2 separate regions of the Homo sapiens genome follow, and region 2 is linked to region 1. A link is a contact called in ENCODE Hi-C or POLR2A ChIA-PET data. All regions are on one chromosome and are shown on one strand. Each heading gives the region's core, a stretch centred on a gene start or an enhancer-like site at or near the end of the contact. The rest is flanking DNA. Distances are from core to core; before and after follow the strand shown. Region 1 holds the start of ZDBF2 (zinc finger DBF-type containing 2). Region 2 overlaps ADAM23 (ADAM metallopeptidase domain 23).

The links. Hi-C counts contacts between places; a loop is a spot of excess contacts on that map. ChIA-PET counts read pairs that join two places held with the same protein, here RNA polymerase II (POLR2A). Pooled maps may share reads with other maps.
Region 2: a map of naive thymus-derived CD4-positive, alpha-beta T cell shows a loop between it and region 1 (2.5-fold over the local background). The contact joins the enhancer-like site here to the promoter of ZDBF2 in region 1. A Hi-C loop is called at or near these places in 1 of 168 maps with a recorded cell type or tissue (naive thymus-derived CD4-positive, alpha-beta T cell) and 6 of 50 pooled maps. POLR2A ChIA-PET finds 5 or more read pairs at or near these places in 1 of 52 experiments (T-cell).

Annotation. Positions count from the first base shown.
Region 1 is chr2:206,270,430-206,276,948 of GRCh38, forward strand. ZDBF2 (zinc finger DBF-type containing 2) reads left to right here and starts at 4,234. Exons shown (of 5, transcript NM_020923.3): 1 at 4,234-4,517. RefSeq lists silencers at 4,129-4,188, 4,469-4,928 and an enhancer at 4,592-5,091.
Region 2 is chr2:206,527,334-206,533,603 of GRCh38, forward strand. ADAM23 (ADAM metallopeptidase domain 23) reads left to right here. Exons shown (of 26, transcript NM_003812.4): 4 at 3,552-3,615. Among named protein-coding and RNA genes, the nearest start is that of ADAM23, 87 kb to the left of the region's middle. Within about 2 kb of position 4,843, at least 2 of the 41 ENCODE cell types and tissues checked have a DNase peak (open chromatin) inside an H3K27ac peak, as active enhancers do.

The DNA of each region.
Region 1 (6,519 bases), core at 2,984-5,483:
ACCAGGAAGATGAGGACATTTAACACTACCATCTTTCCCTCTACCTTGCAAATGAAACTTTTATCTGTTTTACAGGGAGGAATCAACATGACAAAATGAAGATATTTTCTGACCATTCACAGTAATTTAATTTGATTTTATTATTTATTTATTTTTTGGGATGGAGTCTTCACTCTGTCTTCCAGGTTGGAGTGCAGTGGTGTGATCTCGGCTGCCTGCAACCTCCACCTCCCGGGTTCAAACGATTCTCCTGCCTCAGCCTCCTGAGTAGCTGAGACTACAGGTGCAAGCCGCCATGCCCAGCCAAATTTTTATTTTTAGAAGAGATGGGGTTTCACCATGTTGGTCAAGCTTGTCTTGAACTCCTGAGCTCAAATGATCCGCCCGCCTCAGCCTCCCAACGTGCTGGGATTACAGGTGTGAGCCACGGTGCCCGGCCCACAATTATTTTAAAATAATGATTTGGATGGGGCATGTGCATGAATCCCTTTATGCTTAAAGAAAACATTTTACTTTTTAAAGACCTAACATGCCAGGCTTCGGGGTAAAAGCTTTATAATGACCTCACCTGACTGTAAATAGGTAGAATGAAGCACACAGTAATAGAATTTGGGAAAAGACATAGTCCACACTCTAAATTGGTGAAATCTCAATTCTTTTATGACCCAGCTATGAGATCTTGTTTTTTCCAAATAGCCTTTCCTTAAGACATTAGCCTAATATTAGCTTAAATGGCTTACAAAATGTAGACATTATTGGAGTGCTTTCTAGACACAAAAGAGCAGGTTTTGGTGTTCCTTAAAAGAAGGAAGCATGTGAAATAACACATACTCAGCACTTTTTTCTCCCTGGACCAAATATGTTGGGGGAGGAAATGAAGTACATACAAACCCAATCCTGATCTCTAAGGTCCTTTAAATATGTTTAGATGTGTAATGTGTTTAGATCTGTAATGGGTTAATAAAGAATTGAGGGGGAAATTACAACTTTTGGAGCTTAACCTTATAGATAACTAAGCTCTCCCACAAAACGTGCCCATTGCCAGTAGACGGAAATCTGGTTTGTGCGGACTGCTGATCTGATGCAGAATGGCACTCCCTTTGATGTTTTATGATAGTATCATGTTGGAAGAAAAATTTTGCCAACTAAACTATAACACAATTTCTTGTAATTTAGTGTTTTTCTTTTTTTCTTTTCTTTTTTCTCTTTGAGACAGGGTTTTACACTGTTGTCCAGGCTGGAATGCAGTGGTGCGATCACGGCTCGCTGCAGCCTCTACATCCCGGGCTCAGGTGATTCCCCCGCTTCAGCCTCCTGAGTAGCTGGGACTACAGGCATGCACCACCATGCCTGGCTGATTTTTTTGTAGTTTTTGTAGAGATGAGGTCTCGCTGTTTCCCAAGTTGGTCTTGAACTCCTGGGATCAAGCGATCCTCCCGCCTTAGCCTCCCAAATTGCTGGGACTACAGGTGCGAGCCACCATACCTGGCCTATTTTTATTTCATACTCAGTAAAAGAGCACTCTCAGACTTTGACACATTTATTATGCATTGATCTTGTGAATGCATAAAAAGAGACATATAAGTAAAATTGGTTTAGGTATTTCAGAAACTTCATATTCGGAACTCAACTTTCATTTTATTTATTTTTTTAATTAATTAATTTATTTATTTATTTTGAGACGAAGTCTCACTCTGTTACCCAGGCTGGAGTGCAGTGGCACGGTCTCAGCTCACTGCAACCTCCGCCTCCCAAGTTCAAGTGATTCTCCTGCCTCAGCCTCCCCAGTAGCTGGGATTACAGGCATGTACCACCATGCCTGGCTAATTTTTGTGTTTTTTTTTAGTAGAGATGGAGTTTCGCCATGTTGGCCAGGCTGGTCTCAAACTCCTGACCTCAGGTGATCCGCCCACCTCGCGCTCCCAAAGTGCTGGGATTACAGGCGTGAGCCACCGCGCCAAGCCCAGAGCTCAACTTTTATGAATCACTTTTTGAATCAGTTGTCCATGGCTGTAGCTTTCCACCAAAAGTGTTGGTGATGCATCTAACTTTAAGAATGCTCCAGCTGGGCACAGTTACAGCTCATATCTGTAATCTCAGCACTTTGGGAGGTGAATGTGGGAGGATCCCTTGAAGCCAGGAGTTCGAGACCAGCCTGGGCAAAAAAGTGAGAACCCCCATCTCTACAAAAAGTAAAAAAATTAGCCAGGCATGGTGGCACACGCCTGTGGTCCCAGCCACTTTGGAGACTAAGGCAAGAAGATCGCTTGAGCTTGGGAGGTCAAGGCTGCAGTGAGCCGTGTTTGCGCCACTGAACTCCAGCCTGGGTGACAGAAGGAGACCCTGTCTCAAAACAAAAACAAAAACAAAAACAAAAAACAGAGAGGGAGAGAAAGGAAGGAAGAATGCTGCACTATTGTATGCAGGATTTTCTTCCAAGCAGCTGATCTTATTCTGCAAGTTTTGATGCTGGCACCTTCTTGATCTCACCTGAATATGTCAATTTTGTGTTTTCACGCAAAACATTCAGGACTTGTTTTCCTCCTTCAATGGTGTTATTGAATAAAAGCTGTAGGGGTTGTAACTGACTAATCAGGCTATCAAGAATAATATCGAAGTTATTTCATTTTTGGGGGGTGCAAGTAGGCTTAGTATTTAACTGTTCATATATGGGTTCCCAAAATCCATCAAGAATGAATGTACTTGGTAAGTAACTCAGGGCTCCCAGAAGACTACTAGTTCTTAGCCAGTCCCATCTCTTTCTTTTCTAAATGCTGGGGAAATCTCTTTTTGGTCCTAGGAAAATCTTCTCCAGGCAAATCTTCCCTCTTTCCCTAGGAAAATCTCTCTCCAAGTTTGAGTGACTTTTGTCTGTTAATTCCCTTCCTCCTAGGGTTATGGGTTTTATTAAACAATGCACTTATCTCAGTTGAAATGAGGACAACCTGCACAGCAACATCCACGTTGTAATACGTGGAGGTAATGACAACCAGGTCTGTACTGCCACCCGGTCAACGAGAGTTTATAAGATGCATCTTGATTTCACAGATGTTAAAATGTGGGGAAAAACATGGCTTAGCATCTGTGAAATACATAATGTCATGGTGCTTCGATCAATGTATAGTGGATTTTCTATAATTCCAAAGTTGGGATGTGGAAAAAACTTGCCTTAAAAGAAATCCGTACTTTTTGGTATGTTAAATCTAAGGGAGGTTATAAATCGAACAGTTGCAGGAGCCCAACTTTAAAGTGAGAGAAAGATGTAGTGGGGGAAGAAGGAGCTGAGAAATACAGAAAGAATAAAAACAATGGACGCAAAAGCAATAGGCAAGTTTTTTTGTTGTTGTTCTTTAAAGGGACAAAATCACAAGCTTACTAAAAAGGGTAACGACAATTACAGCTACAGCCAAAGAGCAAAGTAGCTCATTTTAAGATTATTTTTACATTAGACATAAGCTTTGCAACAGGGCCTCTCTCCATTTTAGTAAAATTGGTTTAGGTGTTTCAGAACCTTCTTATCGCAGATTATAATTTCATATTCAGTAGTGTGATTCATTTAGGTTTGTGATCTCCGTTACACTTAAACTGTTTTTGCTCACAACTATATTCGTAATGGGGTAGCGCAGTGAATATAATTGCATGACCTAATGTTGTTTGTTAATATTTGTAACCCTTTAATGTGCAGGATAGATCTTTGAATACCTAACTTCCTTAAGCCTCAGTTTTCTCAATTTGTCAAAGGGGGACAATAATAGGATTCATTCAGAGTTACTCTGAAATGAAATGCAATAATGTATAGAAACCTTAAACGGTGCCTAGCACAGAGCAAGCGCTCATTGAACAGCAGCTTTTGTGAGATGCACCTCACTATGAAATAGGCATGGAAACGGAAACGACTAGCTCTCTTAGCCCCGTTTTCTTTTCTACATTCATACGTTGCTTTGAATTGGCAAGCAGTTTTTATTTGGACCCTCAAACGCTAAAACCTTGGTCTCTACTTCGCGTCCCAACTGTGCTTATGAGTCTAGTCATTTTTGTTGGAACGCGATAGATTTCCCAAGCTCCGGAGTGGGGCCCTGACCAGGGAGGAAGTGTCCGCTTTAAGAGCTTCTGGAGGGGAGGAAGGGGCTCCTCCGCCCGGGTGGGAGAGTGAGTGAGTGGGTGGGCGGGCAGGGGGCGGTCCCGCCGCTCCTGCGTCAGAAGGGGTCTGGTTTTCGCACCTTCCCTGACGTCAAACCTCCATCAGGGTTGCAACGCCACGTTGCCTTGGATGCCTGCGTGAGTGGAGTCGCGACTCGGGGCCCGCGTCCTGAGAGACGCGCTCCCGCGCCGCTTCTCGCCTCCGGACCGCAGGGGCCGAAGTCGCCTATTTCTGGCTCCGCGGGCAGCGGGGCCGTGGCGCTCGGACGGTCTGGGATTCGGGCGCCGCCGCGGAACCGGAATAAGAAGGGAGAGCGCCCGGCTCGGTCCTCGGTCTCCACCGCGGCCCGGAAGGAATCCGGGCAGCCTCCGCGGAGGTGAGTGCCGCGGCGGGGGCGGGGCGCGGCCGGGGCGACGCCCGCGGGCGGGGCCTGCTCGCCGGGCGCCCGGGGCGCCTTCTTCCCGAGGGACGCCAGGACCGCTCGCTGGGCTCCCGCGGCCGCCTCGCAGGTCCTCGGCTTCCCCCCACCCCGCGTCCCTTTCTGCCCCTGCTGCGTGAGAGGTGTCGGCGGCTCCGGGCCGGGATCGAGGTGGCGGGGCGAGGGAAGGAGGTGGGGCGCAGGCTGCATTGCGCTTCTGTCCGGGGCCCTGGGTCAGAGGGGCCGGCGGACGAGGCCTCGGGTCCGGGCTTGGGGAGGGGGCGGTCTGCGGGGTCGGATTGAGGGCCGGGAACCCGCGGAGTCTTGCCCCTGGGCACCTGTGGGGCCGAGATCCCGAGCCACCTGTCCACACACCCCCTTCCCCCAGTGCCCTGCGTTGGGTCCAGCTGGCCCCAGACCTAGGCCTTTCCCAGCCTCGGGCGATTATAGTTTATTTGAAAACGTTTGATTTTTGTGTTAATGATTCTTTTACTACCGCCGTGCAACAGTTGTGTAAATGTGGTCGTGTTACGCCATCGTTTTTACTTGCTCCTAAGAAGGGCCTTACCAGCTCCTGCGATTATCTCACGCGATGATTCTTGGTAGCTCGTGAAAAAAATGCATAACAAGATACTGGTTCTCAAGGGACCAAAACCCCACCCCCACCTAAAGGAAATAGCTTGTTTTTGTTTTTCTTTTTTACAGCAATATGCTACGTGTGGGGAGGGGGAGGGACGATGGAGGCAGCCTGTAGCGATCTCATCCTCGAGAGAATCTGCTAACAATTTGGGGGGTATCTTTCCTTCCTTTTTAATTAATACACAAACATATATACGTGTGTTACATAAGGGGTGTTTATTTGCTTTTTTCACTTAATACGTGGAAGACCTTTTCTCTATCGTTTGAACCTAAAGCCTAGAAGGCAAGAAAGCAACTCGTTAGAGAGTTGATAAAGTATCACTGCAGTGGCCAGTGATTTGGATAGAAATAAGCTGAATTCAGGGTAAGAACTGGTTTCTATAAAATATGGTTTACTCTGCATAATAATTGGAGGCAGTGTTTTTTCAAACTGAGTTTTTTCAGCCGGTTCGTGAATGGTGAAATTAATTTAGTCATGACTAGCATTTAAAAAAAAATAAGATCGCATAAAAAAATCAGAATGCATTATATGTAATGAGAGTATTGTTTTGTGAAAAATATTTTAACTGTGCGCGTGTGCATTGTGAAATTTAGTGGGTCGTGACTAGCATTAAAAAAAGTAAGATCGCATAGAAAATATCAGACTGCATTACATGTAATGAGAGTATTGTTTTGTGAAAAATCTTTTAAGTGTGCGTATGTGCCTGTGCGTGTGTGCTCGGTTGTAATTAAAAATTTATTGGTTCCTGTGTGTCATGTTAAATAATCTTGAGAGTCGCTAATCCAAGGTACTGTCAGCACTCAAATGAGCAAGATGCAATTAAACTAGACATTAGTTTTATTTTTTCTTTGGAATAGTGGTGATGTTGATTGCAGCAAATAAGAGTCCTAATTATTTGTTTTCACCTAATATTAAAACAAGTAGTATTCCTAAAAATACAGAGAGGAAGTGTCTAAGTCGTTAAGAGGTTAAAGCATAAACTACTCAAATTGACCAGTGATCACATCTCAGTTACGCTGGTTATTGGTGTGAGACCTGCAACAAGATACCTCTTTTCTCTCAACCTCAGTTCCCTGATTTGTTAAATGGGAATTAATCATGGCAGCTACCTTATAAAGCTGTTTGTTATTTAGATGAGATAATGCACAGGAAGCTGTTGACAGAGCGCCTGGCTCAGATTAAGTACTAAGTATTAGCTATTATTATTTTATTAAGACTGAATAGAGGTGTCTAGGATAATGCTTGTCACCAGAGGAAAGCCAGCATAGCGTGGATAATCCAGAAAAGGGGAAAATTGAAAATTAGTAGTGTTGTGTGGAG
Region 2 (6,270 bases), core at 3,593-6,092, 260 kb after region 1:
CTCATCTTCAGGCATGTGGAGACATAGATTACCGGTTCCTTCCTGGCTGGGTGGGGCTGGAGACACCACTGCACAATCAACTATTCCCTTCTCCCTTTTTAGTGTTTCTTGTCCATCATCAAAAATTACATTTCACTATTATTTCAAGACTTTTATAATTAATTAGGTTACATTTCAGTTGATGTAATTCACTCTCAAGGAGATTACAAAATAATATTTTTGAGTGAGGTGATCAATCTTGCACATTTGTGCTGATTTTGCTTAGTTTCAATTTGAAAGTTGCATTTTTCACCCTGTTTCCAAGCCCCTATAGCAGGTGTTGGTAGATGTTTGCTCACTCAGCAGATATTGATTAAGGGCCTACTATGCATTAGGCATTATGCCAGGTGCTAGGGATACTGTGATGAGTGGAATAATTAGTTTCAAGGGAGGCTGGCTGTGGTCAGACAGAAGGAAAGAATGGAGTAAATGGGGATGTGTGCTATTTACAGGAAGTAGAAGAGTGGACTGGCATGGTGAGGAGGGGCATATGGTGGTGTATTTCTCTCAGTATTTGCCATAGACCTCCTGAAAAGTAGCTGTTTTTCTTCTTTAAGATTCTAAAATGCCAGAGATACTAGAAACAGGTATGTTCATGAGAAGAAGAGACCCTTAAAAAGAGGGAAATAGGATAATTAAAGTGACCTTTATGAGATTTGGGAATTCATGGTTAGAATGCCCTTGTAATTACAGGCAAAATTAAGATAACGTTGTTTCCAACTCTTAGATGTGCTCCAATGATTGTGTGGTTGAAAATGTTGAAAATAGTAAATTACCTGTAGAGAGACACAGTTGGAATGTAGTTAGGGAGACCTCTCTGCCTCCTGGTGTTGCAGAAGCTTTCTGCAGAAGAATGATACCATCACCAGCTTCATCTATGTATATCATAGTGCTGGTAGCCAACTTAATTAACTAGCAGTGAAATAAGTTTCTGCACCCTGTGAGATATTCCCCATGTATACAGAGTTCAGTAATTGTCATTACTTTTACTATCTGAGATTTTTAAAAAGGAATGAGTAGACATACCACAATTTAGTTTCAAGTGTAGAATTATCCTTCAGTACACATTTGGTTTGTGATTTTAATGGGAAACATGTCTAAAGTTTAAGCATTGGCTTCCTTTCTGTGTTGGAAAGGTTGTCCTTCATCACACACAGGACATACGCAGGACATACCCAGGAGGCCCCCAGTTACTCTGTTGACTGGTGCTCAACACCCCTTTCCAGCCCTCTTCACTGGATTATTTTTAGAATGCATCAGATGCAGCTCTCAAAATGATGCAAAATCATTGAGTCCTCCCATTTTTCAGCTAAAGAAGTAGTGTCACGGTTTCCTAACAAGAAAACCTACTATGAGGCAAAATTATAGAAAATCAGAATAGCAGAATAGGGCATGAGCTGAGGAATCTTCTGCTTTAGCCCTTCATTTTTGCATAAGAAGAAATAAAGACCCAAGTTTAGAGCATACAGCTGGCTTAGAGTGGGACCTACTCTTGTCCTTCAGTTCCCATTAGGATTAAATGAGTTAATACCATTATAGTCCTTATAACAGTACCTGTGCCATAGTAAGTGGTCAGCAAATGCGAGTTATCACTTGTCATTATTCCTAGTGATAGAGCCCAAACAGGAACCTAGATGCCCTAATAATCCAGTGCTCTTCAGGAGGCACATATTTTGTATTTCCACATTGTATAGGGAGAAATATGTTTTAAGAAGTTGAGTTAAAATAAAAATAGTGACTGCCACAATGCCAATTAATGTGTACCTAATCAGCATACTCAGTACTCTGTACTGAATAAGTACTAGGCTAAGAAATGCAGTACTTAGCCTAGTACTGCATAGTCTGAGTTAAATACTGCATATTCATGGTTTCCTTTAATCCTCACAATGTTCTATGAGATTCACATCCTTGACCATCTCCATTTGACATACAAGTTGGGGAACTTGCCTATTTAAAAAATAGGTTTTAAACACTATTTGACTTCAATGACTTTCTTAACCTTTGTTATTTATTTATTTATTTTAAATTTCTTTTTCTTTCTTTTGAGACAGGGTCTCACTCTGTCACCCAGGCTAGAGTGCAGTGGTGCAATCGTAGCTCACTGCAGCCTCGATCTTCTGGGCTCAAGCAATCCTTCCACCTCAGGCTCCCTAGTAGTTGGGACCACAGGTGCATGCCACCACACCTGGCTAATGTTTTAAATATTTTGGAAATGGGGGTCTTGCTATGTTGCCAGGCTGGTTCTCAAACTCCTGGCCTCAAACAATTCTTTGCCTTGGCCTTCCAAAGCTGAGATTACAAGTGTGAGCCACTGTGCCTGACCCCTTACCCTTCCTTTTATCCCAGGAATTGGCAAACTATTGCACACAAGCAATCTCTGGCCATTCTTAACTTGTACAGTCTGCAAGTTAAGAATGTTTATATGTGTGTGTGTGTGTATATATACATTTTTTTTTTGAGATGGAGTCTCACTCTGTCTCTCAGGATGGAGTGCAGTGGCATGATCTCGGCTCACTGCAACCTCCGCCTCCTGAGTTCAAGCGATTCTTCTGCCTCAGCCTCCTGTGTAGCTGCGATTACAGGTGCGTGCCACCACGCGCGGCTAATTTTTGTATTTTTGTAGAGATGGGGTTTCACCATATTAGCCAGGATGGTCTTGATCTCTTGACCTCGTGATCCACCCGCCTCAGCCTCCCAGAGTGCTGGGATTACAGGCATGAGTCACCATGCCCGGCTTTGTTTTATGTATTTTTTAATGGTTGAAAAAAATCAAAAGAAGGATAATATTCCATAACACATAAAAATTATGTGAAATTCCAATTTCAGTGTCCATACAGTTTTATTGGAATACAGCCATGCTCATTTGTTTACATACTGCCCGTGGCTGCTTTTGCAATATAATGGCTGAGCTGAGTAGTTGTAGTGGAGCCCGCATGGCCCACAAAACCTAAAATATCTACTCCCTGGCCTTTATAGAAAACCCTTGCTGACCTTTGCTTTATACTCTTCCTTGGTGATTACATTTTATGACATTCCAACTGTTTAGGGCATAATTGTGGAATTTTTATAGGATCTGTCTCCTCAAGTTACTTGCCTTTTGGTTTGTTCTGTATTAATTAACATATCAATCAGATCCTGAATAATGTGAATAAAAAGAGTTCACCGTCCGGGAGGCGGAGCTTGCAGTGAGCCGAGATCGCACTACTGCACTCCAGCCTGGGCGACAGGGCGAGACTCAGTCTCAAAAAGAAAAAAAAAAAAAAAAAGAGTTCACCGTTGGATTGTCTGTGTCTTGTCTTTTTTTTTTTTTTTTTTTTTTCTGCAGATTGGGGAGTAATTTATTCCTGGATACTGTGTGAAACTCGATGATAACCTGTTTTTGTTTCTGTACTAACCATGGACTGCAGCTATTTCTGGTTTGCATGCCCCTCACGTTCATTTATTGAGCCGATTGTTTTTAAACCTCCAAGTGTCTTAGATGCAGAAATCACTCTATTTTCTTTCCTTTGTAGTGGTTTGTTGTCTTCTGATTATGTGGAGATTCACTACGAAAATGGGAAACCACAGTACTCTAAGGTACGGTTACCGGCGTCGGCAAGTACTCTAGTATAAGTGTGCTTATCATAGAGTTGATCAGTGCACACTGCGTTGTTTTGACGTCTGTCTCAGTAAAATCACCTGTGCTCTTTTACAATGATACTATTTTTAGTGAGGAGAAATTTATTAAAATATACAAATGTTTGAGGTAACGTTAGGTATTCAGGACAAAAAATGTTTATTGTTTTGATTATACATGCAGTACCTTTTGTGATAGTATAAAGAGCTATACAGTTCCATATCAGCACCTGAAAGTAGTTAGTAAAGAAGGATGAGGCTCATGGCCATCGAATCTGGATTAGAAGACTGGATGGGCTGTTAGAACGGTTCTTTAGTGCAAATGATTTTGCTGCCCAAGAAGGGCAGAGGACAGGTGGGGGAAGTGAGATTTAGGTAGTACTTTTTCTCTAACCTTCATAACAATTCTATGAGGTGGATGTTATTATTCCTGCTGTACTATGGAAGAAATTAAGGCAGAGAGAGGGCAAATAAGCCTGCTTAAGGCCACGGGACATTGAATATGAGGGTACTTGGGTATCTGATTCCTTCATTTGGAGATGAACTTTCTTGTCTTCAGGGAGGATTAATAAAGAGCAAGTGGATTTGGATTAAAGCAAGAGAGAGAGAGAGATGATTTGTATGTAAGAAACAGTGACCTCCGTCAGTCAGGGTGAAGATCCCCAGAATGGCTACAGAAAGAAACTCTGACTTCTAGGGAATCAACAAGTGCCACTGAACCTGAGCAGTGTCCCAGTTACTGGGGACACCAGAAAGGAAACAAAGTGGGGAAACCTCACTGGATTTTTGTTTGTCTTTTTCCTAGATTGCTAACACATGTCAGCATAAAAGTAGCACCTTTCCCGTATGTGGACTTGTGCCATATAGGTAACTGGGATTTTCAATCTGATGGCTTCTCAGCAAATGTTTATAGGTGTCCTTCATTATAAATACTGCTCAGGAGGCCCTGGCATGTCTCAGGATTTATAACATTTCAATTTGTAATTGGACGTGTTTTCCAGCCTTTGAGTTTTGTGCCACAGATTAAGAACTTTCATGTATCATTCTTATTAGTTGTCAGTTCTTGCCTTAGGTTGCATTTGGGGGTTGTTGAGTCTCCCTAAAAGTTAGTGCTGTGGAAAGTGAGCAGAAAAGCTAAATCAAGCGCGGGAACAAGCTTCCTGGCATTTGTACAAACTGAAGCTTCTGTCAGCTGTGCCAGGGCCCTGAGCACTGCAGATGCTGAATCATGAGCCTGGAGTAGACAAGATTGCAGGGAACTTTATAGACTCAGCAAACGAGCCACATTTGCAGGACACAGAAACCTGATCCAGACTTCTCACTAAGGCACTTAGTTACTTTTTTTTTTTTTTTAAAGAAACAGAATAGCTAATTGGCCTCCAGAGGTCATTTGAGGTCCCAAAAGGAGACCTTATCATTAATAAGACACTCCAAATCTGATATCAGTTGTAACTAAAACTTAAAAGGTATTTCAACTCTAGCAAAAGAAATTGTGTTCACTGCAGTTTGTTTTTGTGTTCACTGCTTTTCTCTCTTTCATGACCCATTTTCTTCAAACAGCTCATATACCCAAACTTACGTGCTTCATAGATAATGAACTAACAGTCTGTTTTTTATGTGTCTGTATTTATGTACATCAGAAAAACCCAAGATGATATGGTGCACACTATTTTATATCAAGATTTTTTAAATGTAGCAAAATTTTAAATATTTTAGCATATATTAAGTAATCTTCTAAACCTTTAATTTTTAAAAATTTCATAATATTATTTCTAATTCATTTGTTATAATATGTTTAAAAATGCCATGGTGATAGACATTTTGACTCTTTCCAATCTTTCACTATCCGAATAACTTCAAGGGAAGGCCTTCCAGATACGTTTTGAATACATCCCTTATAATTGCTTCAGAATTAATTCTGAGAAAGGAATTTTCTGGGTCAAAGAGTTGGTACAATTTTTTAACACTCTTCATATATATTAACAATTTTTATTTCTGAAAGTTTGTATAAATTCATATTCCCACCACCATTACATATATATATATATTTTTAAAGCATTTGTAAATAAACTTCATGAAGATTGTCTTTTATGCTGCTTCAGAAAATCTTTGTACAGAGTACCAGAAAAGGAAATTAATATGTAAGAATGGCTAGGTTAAACTTATTTTCACATAATGCAGCCTTTTTTCCCCTAAAGATCTCAAATTGTTTTTTTTATTTTTATTTTTTTGAGATGGAGTTTTGCTTTTACTGCCCAGGCTAGAGTGCAGTGGTGCAATCTCGGCTCACTGCAACCTCCACCTTCTGGTTTCAAGCGATTCTCCTGCCTCAGTCTCCCAAGTCGCTGGGATTACAGGCACCTGCCACCATGCCCAAATAATTTTTTTTGTATTTTTAGTAGAGACGGGGTTTCACCATGTTGGTCAGGCTGGTCTCGAACTGCTGACCTCGTGATCCACCCGCCTCAGCCTCCCAAAGTGCTGGGATTATAGGCGTGAGCCACCGTGCCCGGCTCAAAGATCTCAAATTGTTTAGAGAAAAGTACATGCACACATTGTACACACACATGTAGACACACAATATTTTCCACGTAACTAAAGAACAGTCTATTTGGC